Regions from separate parts of the Homo sapiens genome. Here regions 2 and 3 are each linked to region 1. Evidence: chromatin loops called from intact Hi-C (ENCODE). Cell type or tissue: chondrocyte. All regions are shown on one strand. Links, peaks and the distances in the headings refer to the core of each region. The heading gives the core; the rest is flanking DNA.

Region 1 (6,256 bases), core at 856-5,855:
CTCATCAACTTTGTTTTGGTTTCAATTGTTTTTATTTCCCTCTCATTTCTGAAGGCTTTTTTCAAGGAGGCCCTTCCATAATCCTAACTTCCATGTGCTTCTGTCACCTGACCACCATTATCCACCCACTAACATCCATGCAAAAAGGGTGTGCAGTGGCAGCAGGGTAACTCTTGGGACCCCAATGAGCTTTGTGCATTTTCACTTCTCAGCCTGTGTGTGCTCTCCCTCTCCTTCTCCCTCCTTCCTTGGAAGGTCTTCTCCATCCTCTCTTTACCCCAAACCACATCTACATCTCCAGGATCCCTCTTCCGTGAAGGTCTCATCCATCCCATGCTGATCTCCCCACTTTGAACTCCCTTTGCTCTTATGAGGCATTACAGATTGCTGGATATTTAAAGGCATGGTCTTTGGTGTCGGACAGCCTGGAATAAAATCCTGGCAAATGATTTAAACTTTATGTGGGTTGGTTTCCTTACCCCTAAAGTGGCAATAATTATAGTACCTACTTAATAAAGTTGTTTTGAGGATTCAACAACATGATTTATATAAAGCATTTAGCACAGTCGTTGGAACAGAGTAAACACTCAATACACTGCCACTATTACTATCCTGATCAGTATTATCAGTAAAGAGATTACTTGATACTTCTTTATTGCTTGTATCGGATTGGGCCTCATCTTCCTAGGTAGATAGCTTCTTATATTCAGGGACTGTGTCCCATGTTTCTTTGCTGCAACCCTTGCATTCATTGCCTTATATACTCCCTGAACATGGCAAGTACACCACAACTTCTTATTGCTTGATCAGTCTTGTCTAGTATTAAGAAATAAAACCGATCTTTGGTTAATTTTTAGTAAAGCCACATAGACACTGATTGAGGATGCCATTGCCATGTGCCAAGAATATCTACAAAGCTTTCTGATTAGAGACAGTGGCCCATTCAGAATTCACAGAGTAGCCTGTCTGACTGTAATATACATTTTATTTAATTTTTTGAGACAGGGTCTCGTTGTTGCCCAGGCTGGAGTGCAGTGGTGTGATCTCGGCTAACTGCAGCCTCGACCTCCTGGGCTCAAATGACCCTTGCACCTCAGCCTTCCATGTAGCTGGGACTACAGGCATGCACCACCACACCCATCACACTTGGCTAATTTGTGTAATTGTTCTTTTTAGAGATGGGGTTTTGCCGTGTTGTCCAGGCTGGTCTCAAACTCCTGAGCTCAAGTGATTTGCCTGCCTCAGCCTCCCAAAGAGCTAAGGTTATAGGTGTGGGCCACTGTGCCTGATTATAATATACATTTTATTAAAACAAAGAGTTCATATCCTTTTTAAAGTTTATTTTTTTTTACTGTAAGTTCTGGGGTACATGTGTAGAATGTGCAGGTTTGTTACATAGGTACACACGTGCCATGGTGGTTTGCTACACCCATCAGCCTGTCATCTACATTAGGTATTTGTCCTAATGCTATCCCTCCCCTAGTCCCCCACCCCCCGCAACAGGCTCCAGTATGTTATGTTCCCCTCCCTGTGTCCATGTGTTCTCATTGTTCAACTCCCACTTATGAGTGAGAACATGAAAGTGTTTGGTTTTCTGTTCCTGTGTTAGTTTCCTGAGAATGATGGTTTCCAGCTTCATCCATGTCCCTGCAAAGGACATGAACTCATCCTTTTTTATGGCTGCATAGTATTCCATGGTGTCTATGTCCATTCTATCCATTCTTTATCCAGTCTATCATTGATGGGCATTTGGGTTGGTTCCAAGACTTTGCTATTGTGAGTAGGGCTGCAATAAACATACGCATGCATGTGTCTTCATAGTAGAATGATTTATAATCCTTTGGGTATATACCCAGTAACGGGATTACTGGGTCAAATGGTATTTCTGGTTCTAGATCCTTGAGGAATCACCACACTGTCTTCCACAGTGGTTGAACTAAATTACACTCCCACCAACAGTGTAAAAGCATTCCTATTTCTCCACATGCTCTCCAGCATCTGTTGCAAAACAAACAGTTTATTTCCTATACAATTTGCTCATTGTCTATAACATTGGGAAATAAAGGAGAAAAGTGTGACAAGTGACTAAATAATTTCAGTGATGACTAGGACATTTGTGAAGTTTATCAGCCAACAAAACATAATAAAATTGAGTTGGTCCCTAGTCTCCCAAATATCCCCTCTCTGCAGCTCTGGAGGGCTGTGACGTCAACGAGGAATAATGGCTCGCGTCCACGGTTCTGGTTGTTTTCTCCTTCAGTTTTCACAATTCTTTTTTTTTTTTTTTTTTTTTAAGTGCTAACCTGCTTTCTTTCTCTCTGCCAGGGGTGGATGTGATTACAAAGCTCTTCTCAGCCTCAGGTAAAGATTATTGTTACCTGTGGTCCTGAGAGACCTGGCTCTATTTCTCAAACCTTTTGTATGTGTGCTGGGAAACCCTAGGGTTAAATGTCACTTCTCTAGAGAGCTGGGGGAACTTTCACCACCACAAAGTGGCCTAATCCCACGCTCTGTCTGAGGGTTTCTCTGGAGTCCCTCTGCTGGCCATGAGAAACAAGAGCAGAAAGCAGTTCTTTAGAATAAGAAACCCAGAATTTTGTATTTGAAAGTGATACATAGAGATGTAGAGAGGCAAGACTTTTCCTGCTCAGCAAAGGGAAGTCACACTCAGGTTATGATCTAAAGCAGTGAGACTAGGTGCAAAATCAAAATTAATTTAATACAGGGTACTGGAAAAAAATAATTCCTTTGAGGAATAACTGGAATGTACAACTAATGTTTGGTTTTTAGAACAAGGCTGGAAGGCATGTTCCTTACCCACAAATACTCCGCCTTTCCCCCAGGTTGCTTTGGTCTGGTCTAATTCATGAGTCAGATTACCAAGGTATCATACAAATAGACAGACGCCATACAGATACCAAACTGAACCGATGGAATCAGACACTTGAGTGTGCGCAATTGATGCAGCACTCTGATTACGGACTGGGCTTTGTGGTCCATTGGCCCTGGGTTTCATTAACTGTCCAGGCTCCCTCCAGAGACTCAGGGCATGTTTTGTTGCTGTGGGTGGTGCTCTTGCTCTATCAAAGGGACCGCAAGAGAGTATGCGCTTCAGATGATGACCAGTATAGGTGCTGAAGGACTTCTTATACAAAAAGAAGCAGCTCCTGGTGTTTGTCACCAAAAGGATGAGAAAAAGAGAAATGAAAATCAACCACATATGCAACAATGTCATATCTTCTCGACTCATTTTCTGATCAAACGAAAATGAAAATAAAATCCATGCACTATACAATGACTTAGAAATATCTACCAGCCCAGAGAAGTAGATAAAGAGTGAAAATATTTCAAAGGAGATGGATGAGAAATAGATGGCACTTGGTGGAAAGTCCTGACAATACAGCAAAGGAGAAACTGGTCACTTGTGTTTAGGAAAGGGCAATGTACTGAGGGGCCTTGGCCATCCCTGAGGTGCAATGCATGACAGCAGCCAGTGGGGGTCAGAGGTGCTCCATGGCTTAGAGCGCCTTTAACCCTCAGCCTGCAAATCCTGCGCACAGGAGACCAGCTGGACCTCCTTTGGAGCTGGTACTTCCCTCCAGGCAGAGCAGAACTGTGAAAACATAGGAGGTGGTTGATCTCATATGCTTTACCACAAGCGCACTTTTGACTTCAAGACAGTTTGCTGATTTTATTTTTTCTTTCACTTATTCTCTTCCCGTTTCTCTTGTTCCCAGCAAAAACCTCTCTGTTGATCATGGATACAGGACAGTCATCTCTCTGAGTTAAGCATGTGAACACCCAAAATCAAGGACTATAGCCTGTTTCCTGAACCCTTATCTCTCTAGGGTACAGAACTTTTTTTAAGTCACTGGCAGTTTGGAGACAATGCTTAAGTGGGTGGGTGGTTCTGGTTGGTTTATAGGTACACACGGGCATCCGGGCTGGAGGTGGCTCACACAAGCTCATGAGAGCCAGTTGTGTAATCTCTTCCCTGCCCCTAGTTAAGTGATGTCATGTTGGTAGCTTGATGTTGGCCATGGTGGGAGTATTTATGCTACAAAAATGGCCATTTACTGCAAATCAGGACTACCCCTCTCCCTGCAGCACCCCAGAAAGCTGGTTGTTAAATACAATGAGTACACCAATGGCCCCAGGGCAGGTTTAAGAGTCAGAGAAGGTATAAATTGCTGGTCAGGCCTGGTGGCTCATGCCTATAATCCCAACAGTTTGGGAGAGTGAGGTGGGAGGATCACTTGAGCCCAGGAGTTTGAGACCAGTCTGGGCAACATAGTGGGACCCCATCTCTACAAAAAAATTGGCTGGGTGTGGTGGCACACACCGGCTACTAGGGAGGCTGAGGCAGGAAGATCACTTGAGCCCTTGAGGTTGCAGTGAGCCATGATTGTGCCACTGCACTCCAGCCTGAGTGACAGAGCAAGACCCTGTCTCAAAAAAAAAAAAAAAAATTACTTAGCCTCATGTATGTTCATGTTCAGGCCACAATGCATCTAGTGAAAAGAAAAAGGAGCAGTGTTTGATTAGCTGAGAGGATCTTCCAGTATGAACCATTCCAGAAACTATAGTCAACAATCCTTTAAAGATGCCTTTCCTATTAAGGGCAAGCAAGAAATTAAATAAAATTTTTGTTTGTAATTTTTAACAGTTGAATTGCAGTACTAAGTGGCTCATGAAGCCATGCAACATCTTTTTCCTTTCAATTTTGAGCCTTAGGAAAAATGTGAGCTTTCTTAGAAAGCTTGTAACATCAGATTTATCGTTTTTATGAAGCAAAAATCCAGAATAAAAACAGTGGCCACCAGGAACCATTGAACAATACATGTTTGCTCATGTCATGTTCATGTACAACTCATGGATTTAAAGGCATAAAGTTAGCTTTTCTCAGAGAAAACACTCTATCACATTCATGGATTAACTTTCACCCTGGCCAGTCTATCAAAATTACTGGAAGACACACACATTCAAGGAGTTTGCTGTATTATAACATTTGCAACACTTTCTGCAAAGGAAATAGGTTTAAGTCATTAGATCACAATATATATTTTTATCATTAATGAAATGTTTTCAGATAGATTATCGGCCCCATGGGGTTTCTGGCCATGCAAGGAAGATGGCTAAATGGGGGTGCTAGCTCTCTGGGCTTGGGAGATGGAGTAAAAGCAGTGGGCAGGAGGGCTGAGGAAATAAGTCATTATAATGAGGCGGTGGGAGCCAGGTTTCTCACTGCAAGAAAAGAGTAATAAACATAGGAAAGAAGAAAGCTAGAATGAACGCTGTGGTCTATGGGATTAGGATGAGAAGTTTTGGTGTAAATTTAGAGTTTGCACTATGTGGGGTTGGATAAAGAAACAAAACGTTGATATACATTTCTGTGAGTCTGTGCATACACTTTATATCTTCATGTGTGCGTATGTATACACATTCACACATGTACACAAATACATACATTTCCTAGCTTTGTACTAGAGAGAGCTTGGGAGTAGTGAAATCCAATAACAAAGATCCTACCTAGAATTTAGTTTCTAAATATTATACTATTTTTCCATGAATATGGACCAGAATTCCTTGGAGAAATGGCCGATCTCACAGGTGGACCAGGAAAAATATGCCAAGTTTAAAATATCTTGTTGTGCCAGAAGGTAAGAAAGTAATCAAATAATGATGGCAACATAGAGGACATGGGACAGCCGGAAGGGGTGCCAGCTGGCCCAATCTGGGATGATTTGTGTGTCCAAGTAACCACAGTATTAGATTATATCCCATTGATTAAAATAGATATCCATGAGTCTGTCCTGATATAACAAGCAAATGAACACATAAATGGAAAGAGAATGCTCTTTCCTAAAGTAGAATGCCAGCTAATGAATGCTGAAAAAATTAAGGACTTAGAGCAATTTGAGAACCATAGTAATTATTTTAGGCAAAATGCATCAATAGATTTGAAAGCTGGAAGGTGAAAGTTGAGTAAAGAATGGGATGTTTACACAGTCTAGGGGTATCTCTCCAGGAAACACTTGTTGACTGCAAAGTAAAAAAAGGTAATTGGTGGTAACTGGGAGATACAGGGTTTCTTTTTGGAGTGATGAAGACATAGTAGAATTAGATCATGGTAATGGTTGCACAACATTATGAATTTACTAATAATCACTGAATTGTACACTTTCAAACAGTGAATTTTATGTTACATGAACTTATCTTTAAAAAAATAAAATTAATTTGACAAATCAGTTACATA
Region 2 (6,256 bases), core at 432-5,431, 1.0 Mb after region 1:
AAATGTCACAAGTCATGTAAACTACTCCCTTAGATGTTCTAGTGTAATTTATTTGCTTCATGCTTTCTAAATAGCAAAATATGAGTAATATGACCTAGAATATTTAGCTTTAGGTGTATGTCCCATTGCATCACACAGAATATGAAAAAGATGTTCTCAAGATTTGAAACTTAATAAAAGTAATAATTTTTACTGTTTTATACAGAACATCTGTAAGTGAAGCTGGCATTTTTCCCCTTTACTATTAAATACCTGGGCGCTAAGAAATACAATGACTACTAATATTCTTTGGTGCCATCATGAATACTTTTGATTCATGTTAAGACACCAGCAGTTTTATCCACTTCCTGTGCACCATCAGTGCAAATGTTTGACACAATTGTTTCAGTAAAACACCCTGTGATTCAAAAAGGTTATTTAGTGCTTTGACTATTTCAGCATCACTTATGTTTGTTGACAAGTATTTACATAAAAGAAGATATTCTTTGATAATTGCTTGGTGCTGACATCACATGAATACAAGTAAAACAGCAAGTTCAGCCACATATGTAGATTTGCCCATTTGTAAAGCAAGTACAATTCTGCAGATAAGCTATTAACTGAGTCTTCATGTTTGCAACTAAATTTTTAATTTGACAAGTTATCTAAAATTAACCATCACAATAGCTTTCCTCATACTTTTTGTTTATTTATAGTTTTGCCCAGTTTATTTGAAGTAAATTCCCTTTTTTCATGAGTTAGAAAACGCTGTGGTGTCAATTTCATTCTTTGAACATTTTTAGATATTGATGGTGCAGCCGTTGATTGAGAAAACAAGTCTTCTTCTTCTTCTTTTTTTTGACATGGAGTTTTGCTCTTGTTGCCCAGGCTGGAGTGCAATGGTGTGATCTCAGCTTATTGCAAACTCTGCCTCCCGAGTTCAAGCAATTGTCCTGCCTCAGCCTCCTGAGTAGCTGGGATTACAGGCCTGCACCACCACGCCCAATTTTGTATTTTTAGTAAAGATGGGGTTTCTCCATGTTGGTCAGTGTGGTCTTGAACTCCCAACCTCAGGTGATCCACCCACCTCGGTCTCCCAAAGTGCTGGGATTACAGGCGTGAGCCACTGTGTCTGGCCTCTTCTTCTAATCTTTATTTTTAGCCAACTTATCTTCTTAACTATAATAAAAATAAAAATCTATTTTTGCTAATTTAACTTTTTATTTTTTTCTTTTTTGAGATGGAGTCTTGTTCTGTCACCCAGGCTGGAGTGCAGTGGCACAATCTTGGCTCACTGCAACCTCCACCTCCCAGGTTCAAGTGATTCTCCTGCCTTAGCCTCCTGAGTAGCTGGGACTACAGGTACGTACCACCATGCCCGGCTAAGTTTTGTATTTTTAACAGAGACAGGTTTCATCATGTTGGCCAGGCTAGTCCCAAACACCTGACCTCAAGTGATCCGCCTGCCTTGGCCTCCCAAAGTGCTGGGATTACAGGTATGAGCCACTGTGCCTGATTGCTAATTTTAGTATAAAATATTAAACTGAAATATTTTAGGTAAAAATTAAAAAATTAGAAAAGTTTTAAGAATTTTAAAATATTGCAAAATAAGACATCAACGTGTATTAAATAGTGTTATTTCTACAGAAACTCAGAAAAATTTCTGAGTTTCAAAATAACAATTTGTTGGACAAAAAGGTTATAGAGATCACAGTGATATTCCTGAAGATAGTTTGTAAAAGCCCTATGGGAGTACAGAAAACAAACTAAATTAATCTCTGAAAGTGCACAAATTTATATCCTAAACTTACTCTCTTGGAGATTTCTTTAAAAACACAATTTAGAAGCATACATTCCATTAGTCAGCTGTATTAGTCTGTTCTCATGCTGCTGTGAAGAAATACCCGACCGGGTAATTTAAAAATAAAAGAGGTTTAATTGACTCACAGTTCCGCATGTCTGGGGAAGCCTCAGGAAACTTACAATCATGGCAGAAGGCATCTTTTCACAGGGCAGCAGGAGAATCAGTGCCCAGCAAAGGGGGAAGCCCCTTATAAAATCATCAGCTCTCATGAGAACTTACTCACTGTCACAAGAACAGCACGGGGGAGGGGGGAGCTGCCCCCATGATTCAATTATCTCCCACCAGGTCCCTCCCATGATACGTGGGGATTACAAGATTACAATTTAAGATGAGATTTGGGTGGGGACAAAAAGCCAAACCATATCATCAGCATAGCAACCACATTGTCACATGTTATATAGCCTTTGGAAAATACCACTCTACATGCATTAAAAAAATGAAAGCAAAAACATTTTACTATTATAATGAATTTTTTTTTTACCTTAATCAACCCCAAGAGGATCTCAGGGACTCCTAGGAGTCTGGGCCCTACTCAGAGAACCACTGTCAATGAGATTGGATGTGCTTATACCTGATGACAATAAGTAACTCAAACCATGACATTCTCCTCTGTAGCACTAAGGCCACCCCCTTCACATCTTGACCTCACTGACCAAGGCCAGTGATTATGTTTCATTTATCTCTGTGTCCTTATTACAGATGCTTGTCCATAACAGTGGCTGGGTGTGGTGTCTCATGCCTTTAATCCCAGCTTTTTGGGAAGCTGAGGCAGGAGGATTACTTGAGGTCAGGAGTTCATGACCAGTCTGGGCAATATAGCAAGACCTTGTTTCTACAAAACCAAAAAAACATATAACTGCTTAATAAATGTTCATTGAAAGAATTTGAACTTTTTATTTCAGCAGAAAATATGACAAAAAGATTTTTAATGCTTTGGTGCCCTCAGGTGGCATTATATCGCAAAGTAACTTAGGAAAAAATACTGCATGTGTTAGTTTAGAACCTTGAGCCCAGTTTGGATTTTGGTTGCCATTTTGTATTAAAAATACTTTTCTTCTGATTCAAATTATCTTGCACATGTCAAACAAATTATTTGGATGAATTCCATCTCCATCTCCTATTTTATTTTGATACAGGTTGAAATTATTCTATTCATTATATAATTTTTCACTAGATTCATTGAGCTGACCAATCTATCATAGTCTTTCATTTCTTTCCCATTGCCATAAAATGTTGAGTGCTTCTCATTATTAGTTAGTTTTTAGATAAGAGAAATGAGTTATATACCTGGCAGGGTTCTTAAGCTATCTCCAACCTTTAACTCAAGTCTTTACATACTTTACTTCCTTATGGATCTGCATTTCTTTTGAGAGCAGATACTTATTTTGTATTAGGAATGTCAAGCATATTTTTGTATTTTCTATTTTCATTTAGTTTTACTATTTTTTTCTTGTTATGCCTCTTCCAAAATATATGCATTTTTTTCTTACTTTGTGAATTTATAGGTGCATGTACTTGTAATCAAAAGAGTGAAGGTGGCCATATTCAAAGGGAACTCTGAGATATATGAAAAATGTGGGTGCTCTTCCAAATTATGATTAGGAATTTGGCAAATTGGATGACATACTGCAGATGTATTGAGTTCCTTTTACTCTCCAAACTGTTAAAAGTCTTTCAGGCTGGGCACGGTGGCTCATGCCTGTAATTCCAGCACTTTGGGAGGCCGAGAAAGGCAGATCACTTGAAGTCAGGAGTTTGAGACCAGCGTGGCCATCATGGTGAAACCCCGTTTCTACTAAAATTACAAAAATTAGCCGTGGTGGTGGGTGCCTGTAATCCCAGGTACTTGGGAAGCTGAGGCAGGAGAATCCTTTGAACCTGGTAGGCGGAGGTTGCAGTGAGCCAAGATTGTCCCACTGCAGTCCGGCCTGGGTGACAGAGTAAGACTCTGTCTCAAACAAACAACAAAAAAAAAGTATTTCAGATCATTTAATCAATGGCCACTATATTGGAATGAACCGTGAGTGAGATACTTGCTTTAGGGATGTTTGATTCAGGTTCAAGGGTATGTGAAGAACCTGGAGATATATATATATGTGTGTGTGTGTGTGTATAAATGTGTGTGTGTGTATATATATATATATATATATATACACATACATACACACACACATAAATACATGTGTGTATATATATATACACACACATATATATACATACATATGTATATATATACACACATATATATACACATATATGCACACACACACACACATATATGTATATATTTTGGAGGTTCATCAAAGTGAAGGTTGGGAGAACTAAAATTCTGTAACCAAGGAAAAGTCTGGGGTGGAGACATCCACCAAGGAAGTACATTTACATTTACAATATGGCCACTCTTCCACTATTTAAATGTTTTGTTTCATTCATTTGCTCAACAAATATTTATGGACTCTAATATGTAATTTCAGCTGTTGTGTATCTGGGAATATTTTCGTATTTGGGAACACAGATATTGAAAAAGGAGGCCCATCCTTCACAAAGCTCTTCATCTAGTAAGGAGACAGCAAAGTTAATTAGGCAGCATCATGAGCACTATGAAACGCATAAAAGCAAGTCAATAGAAGAATCTGATTCAAGCTGGTACAGTGGCATTCACTGGTAGTCTCAGCTACTTAGGAGGCTGAGGTGAGAGGATTGCTTGAGTTAGAGGCTACAGTAAGCTATGATTGCACCACTGCACTCCAACCTGGGTAATAGAGTGAGACCCTGTCTCAAAAAAAGAAAAAAAAAAGGAAAGAAAATAATCTGATCCTTGTTTTGAAGAACAATTAGGTGTTAGCTGTTTGGTGGAAGATAGGGTGTTTCAATAGAGGGGCTAGTGTGTGAACGGCACTGGAGGAGTGTATGTGGAGGAATAGATAAAGGCTAGAAAGTCTGGCTGCATTGGCTCACACCTGTAATCCTAACACTTTGGGAGGCCGAGGTGAGAGAATCACTTGAGGCCAGGAGTTCAAGACCAGCCTGGCCAACATGGCGAAATCCCATCTCTACTAAAAATACAATTATTAGCTAGGTGTGGTGGCACATGCCTGTAGCCCCAGCTACTCAGGAGGCTGAGGCATAAGAATTGAACCCTGGGGCGGAGGTTGCAGTGAGCTGAGATTGCACCCCTGCACTCTAGCCTGGGTGACAGAGCAAGACTCTGTCTCAAAAAACAAAACAAAACAAAAAAAATAGAATAAAAAAAAAAGGTAGAAAGGCAGGTAGAGATCTTGAGACTCTAACTAAATATCTGAATGCTTTCCTGGAGGCCGAGGAACTACTGAAGGTTACACTTTGGCCACAGAATAAAGAAAAGACTGGGCTGGGCACAGTGGCTAACACATGTACTCCTAGCACTTTGGGAGGCCAAGGTGGGAGGATTGCTTGAGGCCAAGAGTTCAAGACCAACCTGGCCAACATAGTGAGACTCCATCTCTATTATTTTTAAAAATTAAAAAATTAAAAAAGGAAAAGACTGGAGGGGGTAAACTAAGAAATAGGGAGGCAGTTAAAATGTTGCAATACTACTAGAAAGAAATGAAAAAGAAGTAAGGCCATTGTAGTGGGAGTAAGTTGAGATGTTAAGGAGACAGATCAATAGGGTTTGGTTGGTAAAGGGGTGAAGATGTTAAGGATGTCTGTGCTGTACTTGGCTTATATGGTTGTGCCATCCATTATGATAAGAATTCAGAAAGAAGAGTGTATTTTTGGGGGCAGGGGAAAAGAGTTTAGCTTTGGATGTTGAATTTAAGACATTCAAATTGCAGTTTGTCATACAGTTTGAGAAGTCCAAAGTGGTGTACTGGAGAGAGACCACCCAGCAAAATCAGGTGGGGAGTTGGCCCTAGAAGAAATGAATGGCATTGGCTGAGTTTCCTGTTTTCATGGCCTCTAAGTCAAGCCTTAATCAGGAACAGCTAAAACCCCAATAGAAAACCTGCAATCTTTTTGGCTTAAAGAAGCACAGGACAGACCTTGAGGCAACCACAGTTGCTGGAACGCTAGTGGAGGACCTCCAGAAATAAGAAACCTACAGAGGAGGAGGTTCATTTTCAATATCCTTCCTTGATATCCATGGGAGATTGGTTCCAGGACCCCCACGGATACCAAGATCCAAAGATGCTCAAGTAACAATGTAAAATGGCATAGGATTTGCATATAACATATATACATCCTCCCATATGCTTTAATCACCTCTGGATTACTTATAATACTTAATACAATATAAATGCTATGTAAATAGTTGTAATGTTATATTTTTAACTTATATTATTTTTTATTGTTCCTTCACTGGTTTTTAAATAATATTTTTGAATCATGGTTGGTTGAGTTAGCAGATGCAGAACCCAAGGATATAGAGTATAA
Region 3 (6,256 bases), core at 432-5,431, 810 kb after region 1:
CTGCCTCGGCCTCCTAAAGTGCTGGGATTACAGGCGTGAGCCATCGCACCCGGTCTACTTTTTGTTTTTAAGAGACAAGGTCTTGCTATGTTGTCCAGGCTGGACTCAAACTCCTGGGCTCAAATGACCCTCCTGCCAGCCTCCCAAGCAGCTGGGACTATAGGCATGAGTCACCAAACCCAGCTCATCCATTTATTTGTAATCTATGTGCATCTTTATATTTAAAGTGGATTTCTTTTGTTGTTGTTCTGATTTAATTGGAATTAAAGTGGGTTTCTTATAGGCTATATATAGTTGGGTCTTGTTTTTTGATCCATTCTGACAATCTCTGTCTTTTAATGGGTGCATTCTGATCATTGATGTTCAAAGTGATTGTTGATATAGTTGGATTAATATCTACCATACATATTACTATTTTTTATTTGTAGCCCTTGTTCTTTGTTCCTATTTTTGTCTTAAGTCTTTTACTGTGTTTTGTGGGTTTAATTGAGCATTTCATATGATTCCATGTTCTCTCTTAGAATATCAATTATACTTCTTTTTTTAAAACTTTTTAGTCATTGCCCTAGACTTTGCAAAATACATTTACAACTAATCCAGTCCACTTTCAATAACACTATACCACTTCACTGATAGTATGAATACTTTATAATAACAAAATAATACTAGGCCGGGCGCAGTGGCTCATGTCTGTAATCCCAGCACTTTAGGAGGCCAAGGTGGGCAGATCACAAGGTCAGGAGTTCAAGGCCAGCCTGGCCAACATGATGAAACCCCGTCTCTACTAAAAAATACAAAAATTAGCTGGGCATGGTGGCGTGCACCTGTAATCCCAGCTACTTGGGAGGCTGAGGCAGGAGAATTGCTTGAACCTGGGAGGTGGAGGTTGCAGTGAGCTGAGATTGTGCCACCACACACCAGCCTGGGGGACAGAGCAAGGCTCTGTCTCAAATAATATAATAATACTAATAATTTCTCCCTCCTGTTCCTTGTACCATTGCTGCCATTAATTTACATATAAGCATACAGAAATATAGATGCATATATAACTGAATACATTATTGTTATGTTTTTAACAAACTGATATCTGTTAGGTCAAGTAAGAAAAAGTTTTTATCTTCACTCACTCCTTAAATGTTCTTCCTTTCTTTATACAGATCCAAGTATCTGACCTACATTATTTTCCTTCTCTCTAAAGAACTTACTTTAATATTTTTTGCAAGGCAAGTTTACTGATAACAAATTCCCTCAATTTCTGTTTGTCTGAGAAAGTCTTTATTTATCCTTCATTTTGGAAAAATAATTTTTCAGGGTACATAATTCTAGGATGAAAGCCTTTTTTTCACTCAACACTTTATTTCACTCCATTCTCTTCTTGCTTGCATGATTTCTGAGGAAAAATTGGATGTTATTCTTATCTTTGCTCCTCTGTAGCTAAGGTGCTTTTTCCTGTGGCTTCTTCCAGGACTTTTTCTTTATCTTTGATTTTCTTTCTTTTTTTATTCTTCTTTTTTTTCCTTTTTTTTAGGGACGAGGTCTCACTATGCTGCCCTGGCTGATCTTGAACTCCCTAGCTAAGGCGATCCTCCTGCCTTGGCTTTCTAAAGTGCTAGGATTACAGGTGTGAGCCACCATGCCTGGCTTGATTTTCTGTAATTTAAAAATTATATGCTTAGGTGTAGTTTTGTGGAATTTGGTTTTGTTTTTGGCATTTATCCTCCTGCATGTTCTCGGAGCTTCCTGGATCTGTGGTTTGGTGTCTAACATCACTTTGGGAAAATTCTCAGTCATTATTGTTTCAAATATGTCTTCTTATCCCTTCTCTTTTTCTTCTTCTTTTGGTGTTCCCATTATGCGTATTTACATTTTTTGTAGTTGTCGCCATGTTCTTGGATATTCTGTTCTTTTTTTTTTCTTTCTTCAGTCTGTATGCTGTTTGCTTTTCAGTTTTGGAGGTTTCTATTGGAATATCCCCAAACTCAGAGATTCTCTACTCTTTCTTAGGATTTCCATCTCTGCTTGCATTGCCCACCTGGTTTGGGTTTTTGTTGTTGTTGTTGTTTGTCTGTTTTTTGAAATGGAATCTCACTCTGTCTCACAGGCTGGAGTGCAGTGGCACCATCTCAGCTCACCGCAACCTCTGCCTCCTGGGTTCAAGCAATTTTCCTGCCTCAGCCTCTGAGTAGCTGGGATTACAGGTGCATGCCACCATGCCCAGCCAATTTTTTGTATTTTTAGTAGAGACAGGGTTTCACCATGTTGGCCAGGCTGGTCTCAAACACCTGACCTCAGGTGATCCACCCTCCTGAGTCTCCCTACAGGCGTGAGCCACCGTGCCCAGCCAACCACCTGGTTTTGCATGTTATGTACTTTATCCATTAGAGTCCTTTGCATATTCATCATAGTTGTTTTATTTTTTTTAACTGTCCAAAGTATTTGATAATTGTTTATTTATCAAAGGAAACTATTTCTTAGCCCACATATTCATATTTCATAGTTCAGGAACACAGGTCAATGACAAACTTCTAGGTAATACAACACAAATAAATTCTTTATATTCTGAAATCACTTTGCACTTTCCTCATCTCCACAAAATTTTTCATGGGATTACAATTTTTTTAGAAATCTATAGATGCTTTCTTTCTGGGTTCAGCCACAGCAAAGTTATAAAGAGCTACAACAAATACTCCAACAATATGAAATCACAGACACTTGGTCAGAAGGCCAAGCAACTGAGGTTCTGTCAAAGCTCTGGAAGCCCTGGTAGTTACTGTTCTTAATTGGTATGTCAGTCTCAACACCAATGCCCTTCCTGGCTGATGGAGAAAGGGATGGCCCATAGTTGTTTTAAATTCCTGGTCTGATAATTTTAATATCCCTGTCATGTCTGGCTCTGATCCTTGCTCTGTCTCTTCAATTTGTGTTTTTGCCTTTTAGTATGCCTTGTAATTTTACATTGATAGCCAGAAATGGTGTACTGAGTAAAAGGAACTCCTGTAAATAGGCCTTTAGTGATGTGGTAGGAAGGTGCGGAGAGCAGGGGAAGCATTCTCTATAGTGGGCTGGAATTAGGTATTTCCCTTTTCCTCAGCTAGTTAGGCTCTGATAATGCCCCAGCAGGTTAGGATCTGGTTAACTAGTTTCTACTTATTAAGAAGAACAGGGTGCTCTGGCATATTTCAAAATGCCTCCTTATCCCCTCCTCCTGCCAGAAGCATGAGAAGATTTTTCTCTGATACTTCCTGTGAGAAGCTGGTCAAGCTCCTGGAGGTAAAACTCGCAAAAGTTGGGGGAATGGGTTATGAGTAGGTCCCCCTAGGTTTTTTAAACTGTCAGACTTGTCTGTACTGAGCCTTTAGCAATCTGTCAATTTCAGTTCAAGTTTTCCTATCCTGGCTGGCAGTGATTTCCATTCATGAGTCTCTGCTGTGGTAAATTATGACTCCTACTGGTTCCTGGCAGTAATTTCCATTCATGAGTCTCTGCTCTGGTAAATCATGATTCCCTGGGATACCCTGTCTGTCTCTACAATCTTGGGGGAAGCAGTTTTCCCAGTGTTCCCAACTCTCTTGTAGATCCAAGAAGTGTTGCTGATTTTTCAGTCCATTCAGCTTTTCAATTGTTAGGATGAAGTGGCAACTTCTAGGCTCATTACATATGAAACTGAAACCTGGAAGTCCTCATTAAAAAAAAATCTCCGCTGGGCGTGGTGGTTCACACCTGTAATCCCAATACTTTGGGAGGCCAAGGCGAGCAGATCACGAGGTCAGGAGATCGATACCATCCTGGCTAACACGGTGAAACCCTGTCTGTACTAAAAATACAAAAAATTAGCCAGGTACAGTGACACACACCTGTAGTCCCAGCTAGTCTAGGAGGCCGAGGCAGGAGAATTGCATGAACCTGGGAGGCGGGAGGCGGAGGTTGCGGTGAGCCGATATTGTGCCATGGCACTCCAGCCTGGGTGACAGAGCGAGACTCAGTCTCAAAAAAAAAACAAAACAACAACAAAAAAATACTCTATAAATCTGAATGAAAAAATATGGATTATTTCTTCCATTATTCAATAGACACATCTTTTTAAAAAAAAATGGGCAGGAGGCTTAAAGTGTCCCTTTATTTCACAAAAAAATAATATTCAAATGGCTAATGACATAAAAATACGCTCAAACTCATTAATAAACAGAGAAATCCAAATTAAAGCCTTAACAAGACAGTACTACACATTTCAATATAGCTTAAATTGAAATAATTAACAATACCAAGTGTTGATGAGGATGTGGAGCAAGGAAAGCTTGCATCCACTGCTGCAGGGAGTGTAAGTTGGTGTAAGTTTGGAAACTGGCTGGGCATGGTGGCTCACCCCAGTAATTTCAGCACTTTGGGAGGCTGAGGCGGGAGGATTGCTTGAGCTCAGGTGTTCCAGAGCAGCCTGGGCAGTATAGTGAGACCCTGTCTCTACAAAAAAGAAAAAATGTTTTTTAATTAACCAGGCACAGTGGTGGGTGCCTGTGGTCCCAGCTACTCGGGAGGCTGGGGTAGAAGGATCACTTGAGTCCAGGAGTTCGAGGCTGCAGTGAGCCATGATCGAGCCACTGCACTACTGCTTGAGAGACAGAGTGAGACTATGTCTCTTAAAAAAAAAAAAAGGAAACTATTTGATATTCCCTACTAAAGCTAAATATGTGAATATGCACATATCCTATGATACAGTAATTCCAGTCTTAGATATATATCTAACAGACCAACAGAAATGTATCAAAATGTTTATTGCAATACATTTGTTATATCCAAAAACTAAGAATAGCAAAAATGCCCATCAACAATGGAATACATAAGTAAGTTGTAGTATATACATATAGTGGAACACTATACAGAAAGAAATAGCTATGTGGAGCAACATGTATGAATCTGAGAAGCACAACGATGAACAAGAGAAGCCACATGCTAACGATATACTACATGATTCCACTTACATAAAGTTTGAACAAGCATAGCTAAACTCTGGTGTTAAAGCCAAGAGATTGCCTTTGGGGTAAGGGAGGATGCAATGATTGGGATTGGGCATGAGAGGGGTTTCTGGTGTGTTAGCAATATTTACTTTGTTGCCTTGAAAGGTGATCAAGGAATGTATTTTGTGATAATCCAGTAAACTTCACTTTTATGGTTTGTATATTTTTTTGTTCCTTGTTTATATTTTAATTTTTAAGGTTCAAAATAAAAAATGAAATAGCTTGGTCGTGAAAAGCAGTAGAGAGCTAGGAGTACTGGACAGACTTAATATGTTTAAATGTGGCCAGAGGCACCTGCCTTGAGCAGTGGAAAACACCTCAGTCTCAGGCTGATGATACAGGAGAGAAACAACAATGGGCGGACCAAGCTCATCACTTATTTTCAGGAACACATTGTTTTCATATTTGCCCTTCCAGGTCCTGTACGAAAAACTGCTTCCACTAAACTAAATGATCAATTCATTTACATTAACATGTGATATGGTTTGGCTCTGTGTGCCCACCCAAATCTCATGTCGAATTGTAATCCTCACATGTCAGGGGAGGTGGGAGGTGGGAGGTGATTGCCTCATGGGGGCGGATTTCCCCCATGCCGTTCTCGTGGTAGTGAGTGAGTTCTCATGAGATCTGATTGTTTAGAAGTGTGGCACTCCCCCTCTCTCTCTCTTCTGCCACCAAGTGAAGAAGGTTCTTGCGTCCCCTTCACTTTCCTCCATGATTGTAAGTTTCCTGAGGCCTCCCAGTCATGCTTCTTGTTAAGCCTGTGGAACCATGAGTCAATTAAACCTCTTTTCTTCATGAATTACCCAGTCTCAGGTAGTTCTTTATAGCAGTGTGAGAACGAACTAATACAACATGTAAATCCTGTAATTCTAGGGTTGTATGTGCTATTAGAGATCATATATTCCAATTACTCATCCAAGTGCATAAAAAGACAGACAATAGCTTAACTAGTAACATCCCCAGGCTTAGATTGGACTGTAGACTAAATCTTCCACTATAGAAGTTAGGTGTCAGATTGCTAGGCTGGGGAGGAAATTTCAGTCCCCTGAAATCCTTTGTCTAGGTTTGGGCTGTGCTTGAATTGTTTCACTTTGAAGGAGATATTTTGCTTGGAGCTTTGAATCATGTAAAGGTGAAAGATACTAAATCCTCAGAAGTTGTTCCAATTATCTTTTGCTGAACCATCCCAAGTTCAGTGGCATAAAACAGCAACCAGGATATTATGCTCACAGATCCTGTTG

The links. Hi-C counts contacts between places; a loop is a spot of excess contacts. Peaks named below come from ENCODE experiments on the same cell type or tissue, not always from the same donor. Only the 100,000 strongest peaks of a DNase experiment are listed, where the experiment ranks them.
Region 2: it touches region 1 in a loop (9-fold over the local background); 13 of 110 quality-filtered maps call a loop at or near these places.
Region 3: it touches region 1 in a loop (12-fold over the local background); 2 of 110 quality-filtered maps call a loop at or near these places.

The regions. Positions count from the first base shown.
Region 1 is chr5:56,267,219-56,273,474 of GRCh38, forward strand. No RefSeq gene overlaps it. Among named protein-coding and RNA genes, the nearest start is that of ANKRD55, 37 kb to the left of the region's middle. In chondrocyte, for the core only: CTCF peaks have their summits at 2,534 (motif pointing left), 2,736 and 3,501 (motif pointing right); no DNase peak of the experiment used is centred there.
Region 2 is chr5:57,274,507-57,280,762 of GRCh38, forward strand. No RefSeq gene overlaps it. Among named protein-coding and RNA genes, the nearest start is that of GPBP1, 100 kb to the left of the region's middle. In chondrocyte, for the core only: CTCF peaks have their summits at 2,786 (motif pointing left) and 3,005; no DNase peak of the experiment used is centred there.
Region 3 is chr5:57,079,191-57,085,446 of GRCh38, forward strand. No RefSeq gene overlaps it. Among named protein-coding and RNA genes, the nearest start is that of GPBP1, 92 kb to the right of the region's middle. RefSeq lists an enhancer at 4,079-4,248. In chondrocyte, for the core only: a CTCF peak has its summit at 3,456; no DNase peak of the experiment used is centred there.